Linked DNA regions of Mus musculus: regions 1 and 2 are each linked to region 3. A link is a loop called in an ENCODE intact Hi-C map of the cell type or tissue named here. Cell type or tissue: left cerebral cortex. All regions are shown on one strand.

Region 1 (8,000 bases), 130 kb after region 3:
GTCTCAAAAAAACAAGCAGGAGAACAATTAAGAAAGACAATGTCAATCTCTGGCTACCACACAAATGCGTGTATGCACACCAAGGCGCTCACACACAATTTGTTTTAAATTATATTGAGATCTGGGGTGAGGGTTTCAGCTGCTTGGACTCAAACTGAGCTTTGTTTCCTCTGAGATGCTACAAAGTTCTTGGCCATTGAACTTCCTGGCCACACACCAAAGATGCTCCTTTCTGTAGTAAGGGTTAGCTGATAATGGGACAGGCTTTCTGGAGAGCTCCCCGCCTCTAGAAGCAGACAAGCAGAGTCGTGTGGAGGGAATTGGAGAAAGGTCCAACACCATGAAAACCCACGGGGGTCATAGAATCCATTGTCTAGCAGGAAGGGCGCGCACCCCTGGACTCCTGGGTCATGAGAGTCCTTCCCTCCTGCCCACAGAGCATGCTCAGAAAAACCCCCTCCTCTGCGTGTTCTGGCCACACAGAAAATCACAGAGCGGTTCTCCCGCAATCCAGAGAAGCCCGCGGATGAGGACGTGGCAGAGCGTTTGTTTCTGATAGTGGAAGAGCGCATCCAGCTTCGCTACCATTGCCGCGACGACTACATCACCGCATCCAAGCGAGAGTTCCTGCGGCGCATGGAGGTCGACAGCAAGGGAAACAAGATCATCATGACACCAGAAATGTGCATCAGCTACGAGGTGGGTCGGTGACTGCACGGCACACAGAAAGGTTGGGGACACACTTTAAAAACTGCGCCTGCAAGCATCTTCTGGTAACTTGAGAGACCCTAAGTGGAATTTCTATGAAAACTACCCTGGGGAAACCCATCTCTGTCCCTGGTAACATGCAAAGCTCTCATCTGAGGACCTTTCCCTTGCAACGGCTCTGAAAATCATCCCATTTCCACCAAAATGAAAACCCTATCAGATGTAACTGGAATGCCCAGAGAGTGGGGGTTGGGCACACGACTAATATTCATGTGTACTTCAGAACATCCCTCACCCTGGGCCTGGGGTTGGGTTCCAGAGCCTTCCTCATGGTCCCTACCTGCACCTCTGGGGATCCTAGACCCCAGATCCCAGGGACCTATCCTGAAGGTGACAGGATATTCTTTCTTATGCCCTAGACTCTAGGATGGTCTCGCCTTCCTCTTCTAATAGCATAACCGTAATCCCCCTGCATCTTTCTTTGGTCCCTCTTTGTTATTATGTTTTTGTAGAGAAGGATCCTGGGGTCTGGAGAGGTTAAGCACCTTGCTTGAGGCCACACAGCTAGAAAAAAGGGAGTAGATTTAAACCAAGTGGTCCCTAGACCTGCCCTGGCGCAGCTTCCCTGTCACCGTGGTGGTTCTGGTCTCAGGTAGAGCCGATGGAGCACACTAAGAAACTCCTCTACCAGTACGAGACCATGAATCAGCTGAAGAACGAAGAAAAGCTGTCCCGACATCAGGCCTGGGAGTCGGAGCTGGAGGTAAGGTCCTACCCCAGACCTCGGGGGGGGGGGGTGGCGGGGGGGGGCAGGGAGAGAGGGCCTCCGCCGTGATGCACCTCCTCCATGATGTCTGATCAAGGTGCTGGAGATTTTGAAGCTCCGTGAAGAGGAGGAGGAGGCACACACGCTGACCATCTCCATCTACGACACCAAGCGCAACGAGAAGAGCAAAGAGTATCGGGAGGCCATGGTGAGTCTCCCGGCTCTTCCTGGGTCTCTCTCCCCGGAGCCCTGCCTCCAGGGTAGGGAGGATGTGAGAACCCTGTGTAAGGGATGATGAGGGGATGTGCCAACCCTTCACAAGGGATGATGAAGTCGCTGGTGATGTCAGGTGAGTATTCCTGTTGGCTATCACCTGCTCGTTGATGGGTCACCCTCCCACCCCCATCCCAAAGAGCACTTAAGATCCAGGCTGGGTGTACTTACCCAGGACTGTGACCAAATGAAAAAGTCTCTACCTTGTGTAGAGAAAGAATGAGAACTACATGCCCACCTCTACCAGGGCTTTCACTGAGGCTGTGACCTGAGCTGGGAATCCAGCCAACTGACTCAGGCACAGGTTGAACACCAAGACTCAGCCACGCAATGCAGGGCTTTGGCTTTACCCACTCTCGCCAAGTGGGAGGACCAGTTTGGGTTCCCAGGCTCGAGGCTAAATCCTCTTCATCAAGCAGTGCAGATCTCTAAAGAAGTTTGGAGTTGGCCTGGCAAGGCTTGGCTTTGGAATGTTCTTGGATCTATAGGAAAGGGCAACAGCTCCTGTCCTCATGTTCTCTGGCTCCTGTGTGCCCCATGTAAGGCCGGCCTTATGGGCAAAAGAGAAAAATGGGAGCTCAGAATCTTTGCTAACCCACTGCCACTCACTATAAGTGTCTGCTTTGGACTTTCCAGACCTGAGCTGGTCTGTTTTCAGAGGAGGAAACTAAGGCTCAGACTGATTGATGAATTCGTGTCAGAAACAGGAATTACATGTTAGAAAGAAATAAACAGGGAGAAGGAGGCAATCGTGTCTCATAATCCTGGGACATGGATTTAGGGCCTGGCTTTTACCATTGCACAATGGACTCAGCTGCTCCGGAGGTCTCCTGCATATCCCGATCTTTCAGCTGGTTCCCTGGCCCACAGGAGCGCGTCTTGCATGAGGAGCACCTGCGGCAGGTGGAGGCCCAGCTGGACTACCTGGCCCCATTCCTGGCCCAGCTCCCTCCAGGCGAGAAGCTAACCCGTTGGCAGGCGGTGCGTCTCAAGGACGAGTGTCTCAGCGACTTCAAGCAGCGGCTCATCGACAAGGCTAACCTCATCCAGGCTCGCTTTGAGAAGGTGTGGCCAGGGCCCAGGCAGGGGAGGTGACCTCACCATCCTCAGTGAGAAAACGGGACCTGAGGTCTTTGCTCAGTGCCTCACGGATCCGAGAGTGACAGATGAGCGGATGAGTGTGTGTCTGTGGCATCCAAATACCTGGTTTCTTCTTTCCCCTTTGTTATTGTATGAGTGGATGGATGGATGGTGGGTAGCTGGGTAAATGGATGAGTGGATGGATGGGTTACCAGGTGGTGGTGGGGTGGGCAGGTACAGTTGGATGTGCAGTGAGGATTAGAAGTGGAGTGTGGGTGGATGGTTGGTTGGTTGGATGGATGGATGGATGGATGATGGTATGGATGGGTAACTAAGATGGGCAGACAGGGGGATACAAGAGTGGATGGGTAGGTTTGTGAATGGATGGACGGTTGGATGGTACATTATAATAGCTCCTAGTCCTTGGCCTGTTTCCGTGAGACAGGTGAGGTGCGTACCACGTGGTCCCCACGCAGTGTCTTGGTCTGCAGAGTGCAGAGAAGAGTTGGGTGGAATGGGACCCACCTTGTTTTCGGAGACGAACTGCTGGGGGCTCTGAGCACGCCCGCAACATGTCTAGCTCATGTAGCTATTTTGTGTGTATGGGTGTTTTGTCTGTATGTGTGCATGCCCACCACATGCATGCCTAGTGCCCTCAGAGGCTAGAAGAGGTCATCGCATCCCCCGGGACTGGAGTTTCAGATGATTCTGAGCCTCCATGTGCATTTTGAGAATCTAACCCCAGTCCTCTGGAGAGCAGGGAGTCCCCTGCTTCATTTTTTGAGACAGGGTTTCACTCTTTGGCCTTCACTGACCTGGAACTTGCTGTATAGACCAGACTGGCCTTAAACTCACAAAGATCCATCTGCCTCTGCCTAATGGGAGCTGGGATTAAAGGTGTGCACATCCCACCCAGTTGTTTTGATTTTATATATGAGCTGCTAGGAGTGGAACCCAGGGCCATGCACTAAACCACATCCCTAGCTCTCGCTGACTGTTTTGGCCCTGTTCTGATTTCATGCACATGCTGTCCTTTAAATCATGACCCCAGCAGTTTCCACCCAAGATATTTTGGGATGCTCTAACTGTGTCCCTTTCCTTGGGGGTCCGGGTTGGGGTGTTATCCTCTTGAGGCTGCCTGATCATCTATGGAACTACAGCCTGGCTGCAGATCAGTTCGCACATTCCCATGTTCATCTCTGTATGCTTCTAGGAGACCCAGGAGCTGCAGAAGAAGCAGCAATGGTACCAGGAGAACCAGGTAACCCTGACGCCGGAGGATGAAAACCTGTACCTGAGCTACTGTTCTCAGGCCATGTTCCGCATCCGAATCTTGGAACAGCGGCTCAATCGGTAAGGGGCAGAGCCGGGAGGACTCCTGGGAGCACTCTGATAGCTTGGATATCCCTCACCTTCTCCTCCCTCCCTCTGCTCAGGCACAAAGAGCTGGCTCCACTGAAGTACCTGGCGCTGGAGGAAAAGCTCTACAAAGACCCACGCTTAATAGACTTCGTAAAAGTCTTTGTTTGATGGCCCCTCCTGGAACTACGGCAGACCCTGCCAGAGAATGGAGTCTCTCCCTTCTCCCCAACCACTATGATCCTATACTAGCCTCGCTGCCACACTACCTCCCTATCCCTCATAGCCTCCCTCAAATAAATGCATTTCCTGTTTGCCATTTATACTTCAGTGTTTACAAGCTCCAATCTACACCACCCTAAATCTTTTTCTGTCATCTTCTCTTCTGGATTATCAAGTGTTGGCTCTCCAGATGGTTCCATGGTCACCTGCCAAGATCTGCTGAGAGCTCAATGTGTTGATGGTGGAGCAGCTCCTAAAGTGAGAGCGGCTTAGCTAAGGAACACACCCCAGGACCAGGCGGCTTGATATTAGAGGACAAGAGACAGAATCCAAGTTCCTCTTTCATTTACCACCTGTGAAATGGGGCTATCCATGTTTCCTGAAGTAAGACTTAAAAAGCAGAGAAAACTGGGTATAGTAGCCCATGCCTGTAATCTAAGCAGGAGGATCAGAGTTTAAGATCTGTCTCATCTACATAAGGAATCTGTTTCAACTACATGGGTCACATGAAGCTCTGTTTAAAAAAAAAAATAAACAAAAAATAAAAGGGACTGGAGAGATGGCACTGACTGCTCATCCAGAGGTCCTGAGTTCAATTCCCAGCAACCACATGGTGGCTCACAACCATCTGTAATAAGATGCCCTCTTCGGGTGTGTCTGAAGACAGCAACAGTGTATTCATATACACATAAATAATTAAAACAAGAAGGAGGAGGAGGAAGAGGAAGAGGAGGGGAAGGAGGAGGAGAGAAGAAGAAGAAGAAGAAGAAGAAGAAGAAGAAGAAGAAGAAGAAGAAGAAGAAGAAGAAGAAGAGAAAAGAAAAGAAAAGAAAAGAAAAGAAGAAGAAAAGAAGGAAAGAAGAAGAAGAAGGAGAAGAAGAAGAAGAAAAGAAGACCTTGCCTGTAATCTTCTCCAGGGCATGACACACTCAAGACAGGTCTCACAGCGGCTGTGGTTGCCTGTACTACCTGGGCCAGTGGTTAGGCAATCATGTATCAGGGAGGGACTCCTGGGGCTCTCTTCTTGTTGAATTACTGGCTGCTGCTGAATTCCGGTTGCGGGGCAGTCATTGTTTTCACTCAAAGATGAGCCCAGTAAGCTTTAATGCATAGTTCCAAACCCATGGTTAAAGCCAGGGGTGCATGCTCATGTGGTAGCCCATGCCTTTAATGCCAGCTCTTCATCTCTGTCAGTCCAAGGCCAGCCTGATCTACAAAGTGAGACCCTGATACAGAGGGAGGAGAGAAGAGAGAGAGGAAGGGTAGTGGGAGATCCAAGAGACAGAAATAGGATGATCTTAGAAGAGTCAAGTATGCCAAGAGTGCAGAATCTTGTCTGGTTCCTATAAAGATACTGTGCCCCGCCCCCCACATGTGTGGTGTGTGTGTACACATGTCCCATTGTATCACTATGCATTGTCCTCTGACATTCTTCACCTTATTCCCTCGAGTCAGGGTCTCTCACTGAACCCGTAGTTAGGATGACAACCAACAATCTTAGTAATCCTCTTGTTTCTGCTCCCTATAACACTGCTCCTTATAAGCACACATGCACCATGCCCAGATTTTTACATGGGTCGTGAGGATTTGAACTCAGGTCTTCATTCTTGCACTGCAATCACTCTTAGCCACTGAGCCTTGCCATTTCTCTTGGTCCTAGGTAGTTTGTATTTCCAGTGCTGGGGATTGAACCTAGTGCCTCCTACATACCAGTCAAGACTCTCTTATCACTGAGCTACATCCCCAGTCTTGTTCCTGCTTATAAGTTATGTGTATTGGGGATGGTGACAGTCATTTTAATATAGTCTGCATGTTAGAGAATGAAGTTATTTCAGGGGTGGTGACATTGGTTATGTGACTAAGGGCCCTTAACGATCTTCAGGCTCAGTGTTGCCATGACTGAAATGTCTTAGGATCTGTAATGTACATATAATTGTATAAACAAAGCAGATAAGGCAAAATGTGTCAAAATGAAGAATTTGACTTTTTTTTTTAAATAAAAAGTTGCGGGAACAGCAAAGTACAAAGTTTTGATCAAATGTTATTCTCCAAATCCAGGTCTCTTAATAATTACCCATTTCTACGCAGGGCCGACTTCCCATTAGGCTGGTGGGTGACTTTTGTTCCCGTAAAGGTTTTGCATTTAATAGGGACTTTGTGTGCCTTGCCTTTAAGAACAAAAGTTTAAGTCCTGGGTCCGATCTTCCAAATGTCTGGTCTTTTTCACCACAGCATCTGTTTCCTCGTCTAGAAATGGGAAATTCCTCCCGTTCCGGACTGTGTAGAGGAGAACGCCAGATGCAGCAGCCCCGACCAGAGGGGAGTGAGTGTAGGATAGACCAGAGTTGGAGGTTATTTCTGCAAAGGGCTGGGACCGAGTTTCTCAGTAAGGGGGGGACCCGAACTCATGGTGGGTTATGTAGCCTGTCCCCATCCCAACCTGTCTGTCCTGTCACAGATATTAGCCTTTCTCCGGTTCCGTAGTTTTACTTCCGCACGCAGGCGAGCAGACACAAGCCTAACTCATCCCACTGTGCTACTGTGATCTTAGGGACGAACTCCTGGGCTCGACATCGACCCCACTGTAACTAAGCTCTGTTTCCCTCGAGGTCAGCGAACTCCAGGAGACGTGTGGATCCAAGTAAGAGCCAAGTCCTCCCACTACGCGGGCGACACTCACAGTCTGAGGGCGGGGTCCTGGCAGCCCTGTTTCAATATGGAAGATCTGCAACTTCATACCACTCTAGAAGTCCCCTTTCCATTGGCTATCTCAGAGCTGGTTCTCCAATAACACTAACGTTTATTGGTCAATCCAGAGCTGTTGCTGAAGTGATTGGCGCAGCCGCCATCGGGTGCAGCTCGCGGATTTTTTAAACACAACCGGGTTCCAGGAAATGCAGGAAAAGGGCGGAAAAAACCAAGCCTGACTGGGGGCGGGACTAAGAACGCAGAAGCCTGTATTGGTTCTTCTGGGACCTAAGGGCGGTCCGTAAGCGCTTCTTTCTCGTGATTAGTCTGAGTCGGGGAAAGGAGGCGGGTAGTTACGTAAATCGGCGGAAGCGCTTGCTTCCATTGGTCAATTCTAGAGGAAGGCGGGGCGTCCGTGGCGACTGATTGGTGTAAGAAGTGAAGTGGGAGGGACTCTAGGCCGGAGGTTTTGTTGTGAGGGTCGGTTGTCAAGCAGCGACCAATCAGGGCAAAGGATGGAGGCAAGTGGGGGTCGCGCCTGGAGGGAAGCCTTGGCCTCCAGAGCTACAGCTGCAGGTAGAGTGGCTCTCGGGGTCTTGGAGGCAAAGGGAAAATGGCTCTAGTCTTCGCCGAGCCTGGAGGGGACAGTCCGGTCGCCGGCAGGAGGCTCTCGGCCAGGACAGGCTGGAGCCAGTGCCCCTCAAGGCAGACGGGAGGAGGGTCAAGCGAAGCTGAGGGACCGGTGGCAGGTTTGGGATGAACGAGCAGGACGGGTGTGTGGAGGCCGGAGAGGGAAAGCTGGTGGGCCGGAAGCAGAGCTGAGGGTGTGCGGAGGATCGTATTGAGTCGGGGCTCCAGAAACAGGAGAGCGAATGAATGGGGGATTCTGATAGCAGCGGGGCAA
Region 2 (8,000 bases), 52 kb after region 3:
TCCTCCGCAGAGATTGGAGTCCACGCCAGCCATCCTCCCGTTCCTCTTTACCCAGTGCTCACTGCAAGTGCACACTCATGGGCTCCAGGACACACACACACTTGCAGCTCTGCACGTTCATACCGTGAAGGCTCCTATCATCTCCCATCCTCTCCCCGAGTTTCCATAGCTCCCAAGGAACACATTCTACAACTGTACAAAGTAGCTGATGGTAAGCTGAGGCCACTTCAGTTTCCCCAGATAGGCCCTGGGTCGGTCACAGGAGACTCAGACCTGGAAACTAGTTAGCTCCTGCCTTCCTTGATCTGGCTTTATCTCCATCTCTTGCCGGAGGCCCCTCAGATGACCAGCTCCCTGCCAAATACTGGGAGGCCATATATCATGTCGTGGGGAAGGGACAGGGATCAGGAGAGGCAGGCTGCCTTTGTCTCTTGTCCACATTTTGTTCTTTCACAGCTGAGTAAATCCAGCAGACCCTTGCCTGGCTCCTGGGTACCCCCTGGCCCCCATGGGTGGCCTGTCAATCACTGGATACTGCCAAAGCCAGACTCTGGGCCACACCTGAGCTGTGGTGCAAGGATCCAAGCCATGTCCTTCAAAGTATCTTTCCTGGGGTTGGTCCCCATACACTAGCAGTTTGGGGCAACTCTGATGAAGCCAGCCCTTATCAGGGAGGCTCACAGGGCCGTATATGGCTGGGAGGAAGTTGGATACTCCTGGTGCCTTGGGCTTTGAGCAGAAGGTCACAGTGGAAATCTGTCATTCAGAACTCAAGAACACATCCCAGCAAAGACCTAAAGCTATGACAGATGCCCTTAGGATAGCTAATTTGTAACCGTAGTGGGTGGAAAGGGGTCCCGCTCAACATGTGAGGTGACAGCCCAGGAAGGGTTAATTTAGAGCTCTCTTAGTCCCGTTCAACTTCCACCTCCATCTAGGAGGAAATGGGTTTTCCAGGAGCTGGTGGCGTCTAGGTGACGCAGGTCCACATAGGATGGCAGGGGAAGTGACTCAGGCCTCGGGAGAGAAAGTGAGCTCTAATATTGCTGCTGCCCACCATGCTGGCCCTTTCCCTAGCAACCAATCATGCTAGGAATGGTGGGGGCTCACACAGCCTTAGCCCCCCTCTATCTTGTGGAATCCCTGGGGACCCTGTGATTTTATCCATTGTATCAGGCTGGCTCAGCGTGTTCTGTTCTTAGCATGTTTACGGGAAGCTGAGGTCAAGAATAACAGCCACTCTGAAAGGGGTTGTCAGTCCAGCAACTTCTGTCTAGGCTGGACTTGCCTGCTTTGTGCCCGTGACCTCTGTAGCTCCTGCTTTTCTCTCTTTGGGGGACCCTAAGCCAGGGGGGTGTGTACCTCAGGAACTTTTGAGGAGAGGGCTTGGGAGCAGCCTTGTGTGCTCTTGTGAGAGATGGCCTTTTTCTGGCCTCAGTTTCTGCATCTGTAAAATGGTAAACCCGGAACAGTACTCTGCAGATGTGGTTGTGACTATTGGGGTGGGGCTGCTAACATACCTTCTCAGTAACCATTGGCTCTGGCAGTGCTGTGGCAGGTGGCATTTGGTGGCTGAAGCCGGTCTGCTTTGCCGTTCTTCATCTACACAGGCCAAAGGTGGTCCCTAGGAGGTGGGCCTCTGCTGCTGGCTGCAGGGACTAGGGTAACCAGATCTTGGGATGCCTGCAGGAGGCACTAGGGTGCCATCCTATGATGTTGCTCTTACCCTTTGGAGTGTGAGGCTGGGTGGCAGGTGTGTGTGTGTGTGTGTGTGTGTGTGTGTGTGTGTGTGTGTGTGTGTGTATGTGTGTGTGTGTGTATGTATATATATATATGTAGGCCTGGGAGGGGGCTCAGGCAGGAATGTGCTGAATGGATAAATAGGACTCTTCCTGACCCATGTGGTGGTCCCTTAGCTATCTGAAGAGACCCCCCTCCCCAGTTGTTCTCCTTGTCCAGCTTCTGGCAGCCTGTGACATTCAGGGCCAGCTAGGAGGGAAGTTCTCTGGGTGGGGTCACAGCCTTCCCGATACTCTGTCCGGAAGGGAGGTTCATGTTCTAGGAATTTCCCCTCAAGTGCTCCGAAGGCCAAGCTGGCCACCTGCAGTAGACAGAGGCCTAAGGAGGGGAGCATGGGATAGAGAGTTGGGGGGAAGGGTCTGAGTCAGGGACGGAAGTGCACTGGTCGGAAGGTACACAGAGACAGTCTAACTTCAGTGGAACCCCATGTGCGCTCCCCACCCCCACCCCCAGTTCAAGGCCCTTTTTGATGAGTGGTAGACTTAATTCTCACAGTGACAGCTGAGGTAGGTTTGATTTGTAATCCTCTTTACAAGAGAAGGAAATGAAGCCCAAATATGGTGTAGTTAACTTAAGAGCACACAGCTAGGAAAATAGAGGGGCAGGGATTTGAAACCAGGTGATCTGGCTCTGGAGTCCACTCCACCAAGAAATCCAAGCAACCATCCTCCTCCTCCTTACCTCCCTCCTCCTCCTCCCCCTCCTCCCCTCCTTCTTCCTCTCCTTTTCCTCTTCTTCCTCCTTCTCCTCCTCTTCCTCTTTCTCTTTCTCCTCTTTGTCTTCCTTCTCCTCTTTCTCTTCCTCCTCTTCCCTCTTCTTCTTTCTTCACTTCCTCTTCTTCCTCCTCCTCAAACCCCAAGAATGCAGACAGGGGTGTTTATCCTCCTTAAAGTGACTCCACAAAGGTTCGAAGTGGAGGGGAAGTCCCTTGTTTGTGCTTGATCCCTTCCATGGGTTGCCATGGTGATCCAGCCTCACTGTGCCCCGCCCATGAGGCGGAGCTTGCTCCCTTCCCTGCCTCTTTTGTTCTCAAGGCCATTTGGGGAGAGTCAGTGCAAGACAAATGGCTCTGTCCTGTCCTGGACCCTGTGCTGACAGTGGTGGCCCACTGAGAAGGCAAGAGCCCTTCCTAGTTAGCTGTGTGACCACATGAAGTTGTTGGCTATCTCTGGGCTTCAGATCTAAAACGTCACAAAATGGAGATCGGATGGAAGTCTCAAGTGATTTGTAAGCTTCAAGTTAAAGAGAGGAATCTGTCTGGAAGAAGAGAGATTTGGGTTAAAGGTTGAATGGACAGTGTCAGGGACAGCAGAGAGCAGAAGGGAAGAGATGCTGGCCTTCTGCTGGCAGTTTGATGCAGGGAAACCCATGCCTCCATGGAGGGAGCACGCTCTCCCCTACAACTTTCCTGTTCTCCGTGCAGTGCTCTGGCACCGGATAAGGACCGTGGCCTCTGAAATTGACCTTCCCTTCTGCGTGTTTCAATGCTCCTCATGCTTGGGTGTATGGGACTGGCTCTCACTTGAAGGGCCCAGGGTGACCAGAATGAGACTGGTCCAGAAAGGAGACAGCAAGATCCTGCTTGAGCCACCCAGTGCTCAGTTTAACCTCTGCCTCTTCTAGGAAGCCCTCCTAGTTTTCCCCCCAAATTCAGATTGCCTTTGCTCCCTAGGTTTCCAGCCTTCCCTTTGCCTAATGGTGGAAGATGAGTGTCTGTCACTGTGGTCTGACACAATTCCCTACAGTCTGAGGGATGGTAGTCGGGGGTATGTCAGCACCCACTTGGCCACTGGGCCAGCTGGGAGGGCCAACAACGGAGGACATCGCCAGCGGTGGTATAGTTCATGTGGGTGTAGTGTAAAGAAGCACCCAGCTAATAGTGACCCATGGAGTCAGTATGGAGAGATGGAGCTGACCCTCAGGGCGGGAGCACATAGACTAAACCACACCTCTCTGCCACCAGCTTCTCAGGTCCTGGTGGCTGGCTCCCCCTAGTGGTCATGACAGGAAACATCCTTCCCTCCAGCACTTTTTATCACGTTCACCCTGCTGCTTTCCTGCTTCCGCCTCTGTACTAGGCTCTGTTTCCTGAATGAGGAGGGACTGTGCCAGTTGATGGCGTGTGGATAAAAGATTCAGGCAGTGGGGCAAGGGGTGGGGTTATCAAATGTCATTGTGACTGGTCCCAGGAGCAAGGTTCCTGTAACTACCTAGGCCTTAGGGACTGTGACACTTGGTTCCCAGGAAAAACTCAGATAGCCCGTTCATTTCCCTGCATCTCCTCCAGGCCTGGCAGATGCAGGATAGTGTTCAGGTGGATCTAGACAAGGCCCCTCGTGGCCCCTGGGCTCCTCTGTGAGCCACTTACACCTTGTGGCAGAGCAGCAAAAGGCAGAGCGTGTGGCCATGTCTATTTATAGCCTCTTGATGCTCTGGAGAGAAGCCTGACCATTACTTTGTGACCTTTAGCTCACTCCCATCCATATACAGGCCTCCCGCTGTGGCGCTGGCCCCTCCCCCATTCCCCTGTCCCCGTCCCCACCCCGGTCATAATGTTCTCACTCTCTTCCAGGTAGGAGTATAATGGCTGTCCAGGTGCTGCGGCAGATGGTCTACTTCCTACTGAGTCTGTTTTCTCTGGTGCAAGGTAGGCTTTCTTGGGGCCCAGGGTTTGTGGTGACTTTGTCTAATGCCTCCATGTCTGTGTGAGGGCTCTCTGTGTAAAGGATGGGTCTGCAAAGCAGCCCTGAGGGCACCTTGGGGGAAAACAGGCATCTCTTCCTTCTTAGATGCGGCTCCACAGAGCGAAACTTGGGATGGGTGCAGTCCTCTCTTCCTTTGCAGGGAGTGTCCTTGGACAGTGCACACGTGTGTGTGCCACAGTCTAATACAATCATGGTCTCATTAATTAAATAATTTGCATTAAACTTTGGCTTTTGACTTTGAAACAAAATCGCCCCCCCCCCCCCCCCCCCCCCCCGCTCCCCTGCAAGACAGGCTTTCTCTGTGTAGCCCCGGCTGTCCTAGAACTCACTCTATAGACCAGGCTGGCCTCGAACTCAGAAATCTACCTGCCTCTGCCTCCCAAGTGGTGGGATTAAAGGTGCACCACTGCCTGGTCTGAAACAAATTTTTTATCTTCACTTTTATCTATTTATTTATTTATTTATCTATCTATTTATCTATCTATTTATTTATTTGTTGGAAACCAGTAAGGTCTAGCAAGATAGATACATTGTTATACATTGTTGTAGACTGATAGATACATTGTTGTAGACCAATAGATACATTGTTGCAGACCCTTGAAATCTAGAGCCTTAGAATGTGTGTGAGTCCCAGGTCCTAGCCCCTGGCTGGTCCTGTTTATAGCCTCTGCCTCCTCAGGTGCACACAGTGGCAGCCCCCGAGAAGACTTCCGCTTCTGTGGCCAGCGGAACCAGACCCAACAGAGCACCCTCCACTATGATCAATCTTCAGAGCCTCACATCTTTGTGTGGAACACAGAGGAGACCCTCACAATTCGTGCCCCCTTCCTGGCAGCCCCAGATATTCCCCGCTTCTTCCCAGAGCCTAGAGGGCTCTATCACTTCTGCCTCTACTGGAGTCGCCACACTGGGAGACTCCACTTGCGCTATGGCAAGCATGACTACCTGCTTAGTAGCCAAGCCTCCAGACTCCTCTGCTTCCAGAAACAGGAGCAGAGCCTGAAGCAGGGAGCCCCGCTGATCGCCACCTCTGTCAGCTCCTGGCAGATTCCCCAGAACACCAGCCTGCCTGGGGCTCCGAGCTTCATCTTCTCCTTCCACAGTAAGGCTGGGGGGACATATGAGTGTGGGGTGGGAGTCACGGAAGACATGGAAAGCCCATGGAGGAGGACCTGGGTGCTGATGGCAGCTATTGTCACCTGACCTGGGTATCCTCTAGGAGGATAGGTGGCTGGGGAGGGGAGGATTGGACTGTTTTGCCTGTCCCTGTTATGATCTGAGATCTTTGTGATGACCATAGCATCACTTCAGCCATTAGGAGAGCATCTTAGCTACTTTTCCTCTCTATGATAAAACACTCTGCCAAAAACAACTTAAGGGAGAAAGGTTTCCTTTGGCTCGCAGTTCTACGGCACACTCCATCATGGTGGGGGAAGTCCTGATGGCAGGTGCTTGAAGCAACTGGTCATTAGCATTTGTAGTCAGGAAGCAGACAATGATAAATACTTCTGTTCAGCAAGCCTAGGGGATGGTGCTGCCCACTTTTAGGGTGGATCTTCCTACCTCGGTTAGCCTAACATAGATCCCTCACAGACATGGCTCCTGTCAGGCGGATGAGCAATATTAATTATCACAGAGAACAAGGGATGGAGAGAAAGAGATTATTACTTACAGGTCCTGAGGTGCAGTGCACACCTGGAGGTCATGCTTATATACACACAAAGGTCAGGACGCAGCGGGAGGAGGCTAGGGGGGAACATAACTTGATACATACCTGGGAATGTAACACTAGGAAATGTGAGCTCTGGCAGAGCCACTCTCCAGCCAGAAGGCCCAGCTTCTATTCAAAGTACAGGGGCTGGAGGAATGGCTTAATGGTTAAGAGCATTTGCTGTTCTTGTAAAAGATCCAAGTTCAGTTCCCAGCAGCTACAATGGGTTGTCCCCAAACATCTGTAACTCCAGTTCCAGGAGCCCCCACAACCTCCTCTGGTTTCTGTAGGAACCCAGTGTGTACACAATACGTGTTTATACACACACACACACACACACATTAATTAATATTAAATCATTAAAAAACAAAACACAGGTAGAAGCAACATAAACTGTGGGCATTCCGTGTACCCTAGTATCAGCAAAGAGGAAACTGGGGTACAGGGAGCTATGCAACTAACAGATTGGGGCTTTAGGATGTGAAGCTAGCAGCTGATTAGCAGGGACAGGGAGAATTAAGGGTTGGGGAAGCAGGGAGGCTGTCAGGGAGGCCTGGGGACCATGACCTTGTGGGTCAGGAAATGGATGCTTTCTCACTTGGGTCTCCTCCTAGAGACACCCATGTTTCCAGGGGCTCAGGTAGAGATGGCGAAGCTAGAGACTGGGAGATCCCCAAAGCTGGCACAATAACCCACATAATCACATAATTCCCGAGGAGATCTGCTTAGGCCTGGTCCCTCAGAGCCTTCTGTGCTCATGTGTAGCAGGCCCTAGGAGACACAGCCCCACTTAGCTGGCTTCAAGTATCTGTGATCTGTGGCCCCTCTGCCTCTTGGGCCCTTGGGTCCCTCTTCTGTGGAGTGCCATATGAGGGTTGCATAAGGCTGTATGCTGGCCGTGGGAACCTCAAGCAGTCTGTTGCCTTCCCAGATGCCCCACACAAGGTCTCCCACAATGCATCTGTGGACATGTGTGATCTCAAGAAGGAATTGCAGCAGCTTAGCAGGTACCTGCAGCACCCTCAAAAGGCTGCCAAGCGGCCCACCGCAGCGTTCATCAGCCAGTAAGTGTGGATTACCTAACTAGGGGATGATGGAAGGTCTAACCTGGGCTAGGAGGAACTGGGAAATCTTCTCTGAGGCTGGACCTTCCTCATTGGCTCCTGCTGGGTTGTCAGTAAAGACAGATACTAATGCAATGCCCGGCCTCTTCCCTACAAGAGACTCCATCCTGGAGTCTGGCACGTTGAGTTCCCGAGAGAGGTTTGGACATAGCATAAGTGGGACATAGGCATGAGCTGAATTCCAAAGTACTGTCCCTCGCTGCCACTCCCTTGAATCTGCATACTCAGCTGCCTGTGTCCTTTGTCCTCAGCACCCTCTCCTCTCTGTTCCTGTCTATCCTGTGTATCTAGACCATCACCACTACCCCCTTCCCTCTGTCACCTGCCATGTTCTCCCCCACACCAGGCAGTTACAGAGCCTGGAGTCAAAGCTGACCTCTGTGAGCTTCCTGGGAGACACATTATCCTTTGAGGAGGACCGGGTCAATGCTACAGTGTGGAAGCTGCCACCCACAGCCGGTCTAGAGGATCTGCATATCCACTCCCAGAAGGAGGTCAGTGCCCTAGGGTGGGGTGGGCTAGAAGGGCAGGCAGGAGCACTCCCTACAGCATAGCGGTAACCCTTGTTTTCCCCTGGGTCTGGGGACAATCCACAGCCCACAGGGAGAGCTGGTGTCTGAAGATCCAGGTTGCAAGACCCCACTGAAGACCTCTTAGCCT
Region 3 (8,000 bases):
AGTTTCCCATGTGGACTTTAGGGGAGTCAGGGGTAGGGAGGATGGGAAGGAGAGTCTCCGCTGAGATTAAGCTCCCAGGAAGCTGATGTTGGGAAGCCCCTTGGTTAGGTGGAGGGGATTTGCTCTGTGAGTAAGGCCAAGCAAAAGGATTCCATAGCCATCTTCCCAAATCACGGGCGTGTGAGCCACCGTGAGGGGAGGGCCACCGTGAGGGGAGGGCCACAGAGAGGAAAAGGAGGCAACAGAACAGACACCAAGAGGCCACAGATGTTTAAAGGAATAAAAGCTGCAATGACATGATGTGTATATAAGTAAGATGAGTAAGGATGGGGTGGAAAGAGAGAGAGGGAGAGAGAGGCGGGGTGGAGAAGAGGGGGAGGAAGAGGAGGATGGGGAAGGAGAGAGATGTGGATGGAGAAGAGGAGGAGGAGGGAGAGGAAGAGGGAGAGAGGTGGGTTGGAGAAGAGGAGGAGAGGAAGAGGAGGAGGAGGAGGAAGGAGAAGAAGGGGAGGAGGGGAGGAAGAAGAGGGGGGCTGGAGAAGAGGAGAGAAGAGAGGAGGAGGGGAAGAAGAAGAGAGGTGGGATAGAGAAGAGGAGGAAGAGGAGGAGGGGAAGAGAGCAAAAGGGGAGAAAGGAGGGGAGGAGGGGGAGGAAAGAGCAGAAGGAGAAGAGGGGGAGGGGGAAGGGGGAGAAAGGGGGAGAAAAGGGGAGGAGGAGGGGGAAGAGGGAGGAGAGGAACCGCAGCAAACTGGAGCTTCTAGAAATGAAAGACCATTCTAAAATCTAAAATCCAACAAACAATCCACAGCCAAAATGAAGGGCAGAGCTAGGAGTTACTTACAAATCGACGAGAGACATGACATGGGAAGAGAAACAGAGGCATGGAGAGCAGAATCAGAAGAAGCTCACAATGAAATCCCAGGAGAAGAAGCTAAAAGCAACGAGACAGACACAGCAGTTACAGGTTTCCTCAAAGCAGACCCACAGAAGCAGGGAGAATGGCACCTCTCAAGGAGGATACAGGGAAATGGACCTGCCCTTTGCACCTCTGAGGGAAACTTCAGATGGAGAGAAGTGAGGGGGAAAGCCACGGAGAAAGGGCAGTGTGCTCCATGAGCATCTCCATCCATAGCCACGATGATAGGCTGGGAGACGGCAATGGGGTCCCCAAAGAGAGGGGAACAAAGAAACGTCAGCTAGAATTGCCTGCGGCAAACAGCCCTTTCATAAACTAAGACACAAAGGAAAATATGTTCCTTTTAACATTGAAAGGTAAATAAAAGCTGAGAGCAATCTAAAGGGATTTCAGAGTGTTCTTCAACAAAGAAAGTGATTCCAGAAGTTTACTCAGAGACCCAAAAAGGATTGGTGATCGTAGAAACAGTGGATGTACCAAGGCCCATTACAATCACATGTGTGAAACTGTGCTTTTGTTTGTTAAAGACAGTCAGATCTGAAATGTCAGAGAATAGAATGTAAGTCTCCAGGGGAAAGACAGTGCTACACAATGGTCAGAAGCCTCTATGTGCAGGGGTCACCAAGACAGCACATTCATGTCTGTGCTCTGGTCTGTGTAGGATTTAAACATGTCCTGCCAAAGCTCACATGCTAGAAGCCAGTGTGGATGCCGACAGAGAGAGGGCTAGTGGAAGGTAACACAGAGACCTGGCTTTGACATGGATTTATATGGCGTCCACAGAGCCCCAGTTGATTCCCAAGACAGTGGATTGTTTTGTTATGGTTGTTGTCTAACAATGATGCTCGAACTCGCTATGTACCCCAGGATGGCTTTGAACTCCTGATCCTCTTGCTTTCCTCTGAGTGCTAGGATCACAGGCTAGTGCCAGCACACACAGATGGATTATTGTCTGATCCTCATCTTTTCCTTTCCATCTTATGATGTGATTTCTTCTGTGCACGCTCCTGTCATTACCTTGAGGCTCTCAACAGAGGCTAGGTCAATGCAACCATCCAGTTCTGGATTTTCAGCTCCCAAACTAGGAGCTAAACGAATCTCTTTGTGTAAAATACCCAGACGCCTGTATTTTGTTATAACATGAAAAGTAGGCTAATACCACTAGATGCTGTTATTTAAATGTGCGTGTCAGGGGGCTGGAGAGATGGCTCAGTAGTTAGGAGCACTGGTTGAGCTTCCAGATGGACCAGGGTTCAATTCCCAGCACCCACGTGGCAGCTCACAACTGCCTGTAGTTTCAGTTTCAGGTGATCTGATATTCTCATGCAGATACACATGCAGGCAAAACATTAATACACATAAAATAAAAGGAAGTAAATCTTTAAATGTGCACGGCAAAGACTTCAAAGGTAACAGTTAAGGAAGTAAAACTCAAGTTTACACATTTCATTTTGGGGGAGGGAAAATGGTATAGGAAAGAAAAATAAATACAATGTAGTTTAAAATATTTATTATATTTTCTGTGTATGGCTGGTTTGCTTGCAATATGTTTGTGTACCACACAAGTGCTTGGTGCTTGTGGAGGCCAGAAAAAGGCCTCAGGTTCCCTGGAACTGAGTTATGGATAGTTGCTAGACACCATGTGGGTGCCAGGAATTGAACCTGGTCCTCTGCAAAAGCAGCAAGCGCTCTTAACCACTGAGCCTGCCCAAAGCTTAGTTTGCTTGTTTTTAAAGACAAGGAGAGAAAAAGAAGAAGAAAAAGTGAAACCAGGTGTGATGGCACACGCCTTTGATCCCAGCACTTGAGAAGGAGTGGCAGGTGACTCTCTTGGAGTTCTAGGCCAGCCTGGTCTACAGAGTGGGCTCTGATAGTGAGGTCCTGTTTCAAAACTCCTTAAACAAATGAGAAAAACAAACAAACAACAAAAGAAACCTCAGAGGGCTTGCGGTGGAAGAAGCAAATTAGCCCACTCACTAGCTCTAAGCCCTGGCATATGCTTGCCCCAGCTACTCTACTCCCAGGATGCCAGCAGGAGGCCCCACAGTCCCAAGACTTGGCCCTAGGAGCGCTGTTTGTGATTGCAGAAAGTGGGACACAGCCCATCTGCCCACAAAAGTGAGTGTGGCTAGATGAACTGTCCCCGCCACACAGGGAAGTATTATAGACATTATAGAGTGCTGATTAGCATAGGTCCACTTACTGTAGGGACGCATCTAAGATCAAAGTCCCAGAGAACACAGCCTAATACCCTTTAAACCAAGAAGAAATAAGTTTATGCTAAGTGAGCTATTCAGGCAAAGCAAGGCGGCAGCACAGCATTCTGGGTGGCAGAGGGGAGCCCTGGGAATTTGTGGTCTATTTGCTGGTGGAGATGGAGGCTGCTGCTTTTTCTTCCTTCCTGTCCCCACCCTTCTGCTCCCTCGGTTCTTTGATCCACACGGTGCTCAGGATCCTTATGTGTGGTGTGCAAACACTAGATTCCCATATTTTTGCTGAGTTTTTGAAATATGATAAAAGATAGCATGGAATAGAGAATTGTTATGACTTTTAAGGATTATTATTATTTTACACTAGGTGATTATGTGTGGGCATGTGCATGTGGGTGCAGTCTCCTCTGGAGGCCAGAAGAGGGCATCAGATCCATTACAGCTGGAGTTACATGAGTCGTGAACTGTCTGACATGCGCAATGGGAATCAACTCAGGTCTCCTGAAAAAGCAACCATTACTCTTTTTTGTTTGTTTTTGTTTTTTGTTTTTTGTTTGTCTAGACAGGGTTTCTCTGTATAGCCCTGGCTGTCCTGGAACTCACTTTGTAGACCAGGCTGGCCTCGAACTCAGAAATCTGCCTGCCTCTGCCTCCCAAGTGCTGGAATTAAAGGTGTGTGCCACCACGCCCGGCTCTGCAACCATTACTCTTAACTGCCGAGTCATTTTTTCAGTCCTAGGCATCTCTACTTTTAGAATTCAAGATCTTCCCTCAAAGAAAAACATTCTATGTATCAGATTGTCTATAAATATTTTATCAGCTCATTTGCTTTTCACGATAGACTTGTGAAATAATATGCATCAACTAACTCACAGGAGGAAACTGGAACTCTCAGAGCGGTAACGCGGCTTACCCGAGGTCCCACAGTTTCTTGCTGATGCTGAGACCCAAGCCTGACTCTGAATCCCTATTGGAATAGGGAGGGTGTGAGTGAGCCCCCAGGACAGCGATTCCCCTGGGGCTTGCCGGTATAGGCATGGATCCTACGAAAGCTGGGCTCAAATCTCGACTGCCACCTGCTTGCCTTGGCTTGGCAAGCCTCTGTGCCTCTCCGAGATTCTGCCTTCATATCTGCATCTGGCTGAGGCGTCAGAATGGTATGAAAGACCAGAGAGAGGAAGATGTGAGGCACCAGGCCCACTGACCCATTTGGTAAGCCTTTGGATTTGTCATCTAGACTGCTGGGCACCGGTCTCGACATTCCTGGCAGCTCTCTTCAGGCATCCTCTAACAGCTCTTAGCCAAGCGCATGTCCTTTGGGGTATGAGGGAACAATGGTACCAATGCAGTACCCTGCAGCTGCAGCACACTGTCTCGGAGCCTGCCTGCTTGGGTAGAGCCATCAGTCTACTCTGCAGCTCCATTACCACTGTCCAGCTGGCTGAGACTTTCCAGGACTGCAAAGGCCAGGCTCTGGAGTGGTTATTCTCATAGTGACCACCAGGGGTCAGTATTGGCCGTCTGCCTTTGTGTACCAGAAGCTGCTTAGGGCAAAGGAGAAGCACATTGCTGTCTGCCTGGTAGGGCATCTCTAACGAGGGTGCCCTTGGGGTTCTGGCTTGATGTGATTTCTGTTAAGGAAGGACAGTGGCTCTCTATTTGTTCTGATGCTTGTCCATTCTTTTATCCATTCATTTATCTATCTATCCGGCCATGACTCTGTTATTCTTCCATTAGCTCAGCTGCCCATTCATTTTCTACCCATCCATTGTCTCCCACTTACTATCCATCTACCCTCTCCCCCCCTCCATTTGTCTGTCCATCCTATGTGTGTCCGTCCTGTGAAGTTAAATACTCACTCATGGGTCCATCAGACACCTGTCCAATTGCCCCATCTCTGTCCGTCATACCGAGAGTACCTCTGCTGAGCCAGGCCCTGTTCAGCCATAGGGGACCCATGATGGAAGGAGACATGGAAATCAGAGGGGTTAGATGGCACAACCTGGGCAGTGGGAGAAACTGAAGGTCATTGTCTAAGGAGATCCTTTTTCCGTGTCCAGGAGTGCACCCCAGCAGTGAGTGGAACCAGCAGAGGGGCTGCAGAGAGGAGTGACAGACCCTGACTGGCTGTGAGCAGTCAGTCAGGAGATGCTAAGTGCCTCCCGCCCCCGCAGAGATGATTTTGAAGGAAGATGGCAGGCAGGGGCAGGACCAAGGTTTTGGGTGCCTTGAGGTTTATAGGTTGGCCCATGAAATTGATGGGGTCTGTGCTGGCTTGTCATATGTCAACTTGACACACAAACTAGAGTTATCTGAAAGGCGGAAGTTCACCTGAGGAAATGCCTCCATAAGATCCAGCTGTAAGACACTTTCTATTTTGTTTGTTTGTTTGTTTGTTTGTTTTTGAGACAGGGTTTCTCTGTGTAGCCCTGGCTGTTCTGGAACTCGCTTTGTAGATCAGGCTGGCCTCCAATCCACCCTGCCAGCCATTTTCTTAATTACTGATTGATTGAGGGAGGACACAGTCCTTTGTGACTTGCATTGCTGGGTTCTATAAGAGAGTAGGCAGAGCAAGCCAGGGGAAGCAAGCCAGTAAGCAGCACCCCTCCATGGCCTCTGCATCAGCTCCTGCCTCCTGGTTCTTGCCCTGTGTGAGTTCCTGTCCTGATGTGCTTCAGTGATGAACAGTGATGTAGAAGTATAAGCCAAATAAACCCTTTCCTCCCCAGCTTGCTTTTGGTCATGGTGTTTCATCACCGCAATAGAAGCCCTAACACAAGTTGAAACCCATATAGCAGGGTATTGTTGCAACAGACCTGACTATGTTTCAGGGAGGATTGTGGAAAGACTTTGCAACTTTGGGTCAGAAAAGCCATTATTGAGTGTTGAGGGCTCGCTCCGTGGGCTGTTCTGTGGGAGCTTGGAAGATAAGAGTGTTGAGGGCAATGTGGAGGATGGAAGTCTGGCTTGTGACGTTTCAGAGGGAAGACTAGAGACTCTTATCAGGACCATTTGCTATTTTGAATTGAGATTCTGTCGTTGGGATCAGCTGGGGCTGAAGAGTCTCAGCTATGGTTAAGAAGAGCCCAGCATCTTTGGAGGTAAAATCTGGGAAGTGTTTCCTCAGGGTCAGCACACAGAAGCTGTGCTCCTGAAAGTTGTCCCTCAAGCTGACAGCTGAGATACACTACTCTGGCACTGACAGAGATAGTCTAAGAGTCACCCAGATGGTACTGGTTTTAAAGACTTAAAGGGGCCATGGAGAGCAGCTGAGGCTTGGCCCTGTGAGAGGCCAGGAGCCACCATTGGTGAAGGTGCAGCCTCAGCAGCGGTTGATGGCAGGAATGAAGGAGCCTTGTGGAGAAGACACGTCTTGGCACTATGAAGATTGCCTAACAGAGGCTATTGGTGAAAGTGCAGCCCAGTTGAAGCAGAAGGCCCCAGCTTTTTGGAGATGCCAGTACCATGGGATGTCAGCACCAAGAACAGCATCAGCTGTGGAGTCGAGCCAGCTGGAGCCTGGAAGACAAGCTGTGTGTGCTGCAGAGGGCCGAACTGGAGAAGTGATCCAAGCTCACTGAGGAGCCCAGAAGATCGTGAGTGAAGCCCAGATAACTGGACATTGAGTTATTTATATTGTTGGAGTTTGGTTTTTCTTGGTTCAGATGTGGCTCTGCTCTGGGTCTTCCCTCTTGAAGAAGGTATTTAACTTAATTTTGATTTTTAAAGGATCCCAGCTGAAAGATTTTGAGCTTTTAAAAGAGATTTTTGGATTTTTAGAGAGATTGGATATTTTAAATAGACTGAAATTTTAATGTTTGAATTTGTAAAGTCTGTAGCACTTTTTTAAATTTTATTTATTTATTATGTAACTATATTGTGCTGTCTTCAGACACTCCAGAAGAGAACATCAGATCTCATTACGAATAGTTGTGAGCCACCATGTGGTTGCTGACATTTGAACTCAGGACCTTCGGAAGAGCAGTTGGTGCTCTTAACCACTGAGCCATTTCTCCAGCCTGTCTGTAGCACTTTTAAAGTTATTTAAGTTTTAATGTGAGACCTTGAGAATGAATAAGAAAGGAAAGGTGTGACTTAATGGTGATGTGTTTGAGTGTCAAGTTGACAAGGGGTCAGTTGTATGGCCTAGTCTTATGTCAGCTTGGCACTAACTAGAGTTATCTGAAAGGAAGGAACCTCAATTGAGAAGATGCCTTCTTAAGATCCCGCTGAAAGGCATTTTCTTAATTAGTGATTGATGGAGGAGAGCCCAGCCCATTGTGGCTGGAGACATTCCTGGGCTGGTGGTCCTGGGTTCTACAGGAAAGCAAGCTGAGCAAGTCAGGGAAAGCAAGTCAGTAAGTGGCACCCCTCCGTGGCCTCTGCATCAATTCCTGCCTCCAGCATCCTGCTCTGTTTGAGTTCCTGTCCTGCTCCTTTCAGTTGTAAACAGTGATGTGGAAGTGGAAGGTAAATGGACCCTTTCCTTCCAAACTTGCATTTTAGTCATGGTGTTTCATCACTGCAGTAGAAACCCTGATTAAAACAGGATCCCAGGAGAGAGAGGTAAACAAGTGTTGTGTATGGTGTTCTTTCTCTCCAGGGCAAATAATGACCTTACCCTAAGATGCATATATGTTCATCTATCTATCTATCTATCTATCTATCTATCTATCTATCTATCTATCTATCTATCTATCTATCTATCTATCTCTGTGTGTATGTATGTATATATGCATATATATGTATGTATATATATGTGTGTGTATGTGTGTGTGTGTGTGTGTGTGTGTGTGTGTGTGTGTGTATTCATGCTGATTTGCTCCCTTCATCCTATCCTCTTCAAGACCCTTTCAGAGAACTTCAGGAGCCCA

What was found. Peaks named below come from ENCODE experiments on the same cell type or tissue, not always from the same donor. Only the 100,000 strongest peaks of a DNase experiment are listed, where the experiment ranks them.
Region 1: a loop joins it to region 3, with 2.4 times the contacts of the local background. A loop is called at or near these places in 13 of 42 quality-filtered maps.
Region 2: it touches region 3 in a loop (7-fold over the local background); 36 of 42 quality-filtered maps call a loop at or near these places.

Annotation. Positions count from the first base shown.
Region 1 is chr8:95,073,633-95,081,632 of GRCm38, forward strand. Drc7 (dynein regulatory complex subunit 7) reads left to right here. Exons shown (of 18, transcript NM_001042715.3): 13 at 484-699; 14 at 1,361-1,471; 15 at 1,572-1,682; 16 at 2,618-2,812; 17 at 4,041-4,180; 18 at 4,264-4,509. The coding sequence ends at 4,357. It overlaps Katnb1 (katanin p80 (WD40-containing) subunit B 1), which reads left to right and starts at 7,569. Exons shown (of 20, transcript NM_028805.2): 1 at 7,569-7,672. In left cerebral cortex, no CTCF peak of the experiment used is centred here; DNase peaks (open chromatin) are centred at 4,615 and 7,368; H3K4me3 peaks cover 1,337 bases; H3K27ac peaks cover 864 bases.
Region 2 is chr8:94,998,067-95,006,066 of GRCm38, forward strand. It overlaps Adgrg1 (adhesion G protein-coupled receptor G1), which reads left to right. Exons shown (of 14, transcript NM_001198894.1): 2 at 4,373-4,447; 3 at 5,185-5,607; 4 at 7,148-7,280; 5 at 7,687-7,834. The coding sequence starts at 4,384. Among named protein-coding and RNA genes, the nearest start is that of Adgrg3, 16 kb to the right of the region's middle. In left cerebral cortex, a CTCF peak has its summit at 3,792 (motif pointing left); DNase peaks (open chromatin) are centred at 2,780 and 3,798; H3K27ac peaks cover 3,386 bases.
Region 3 is chr8:94,945,657-94,953,656 of GRCm38, forward strand. No RefSeq gene overlaps it. Among named protein-coding and RNA genes, the nearest start is that of Adgrg5, 26 kb to the left of the region's middle. In left cerebral cortex, CTCF peaks have their summits at 3,547 (motif pointing right) and 4,628 (motif pointing right); DNase peaks (open chromatin) are centred at 4,256, 4,621 and 6,527.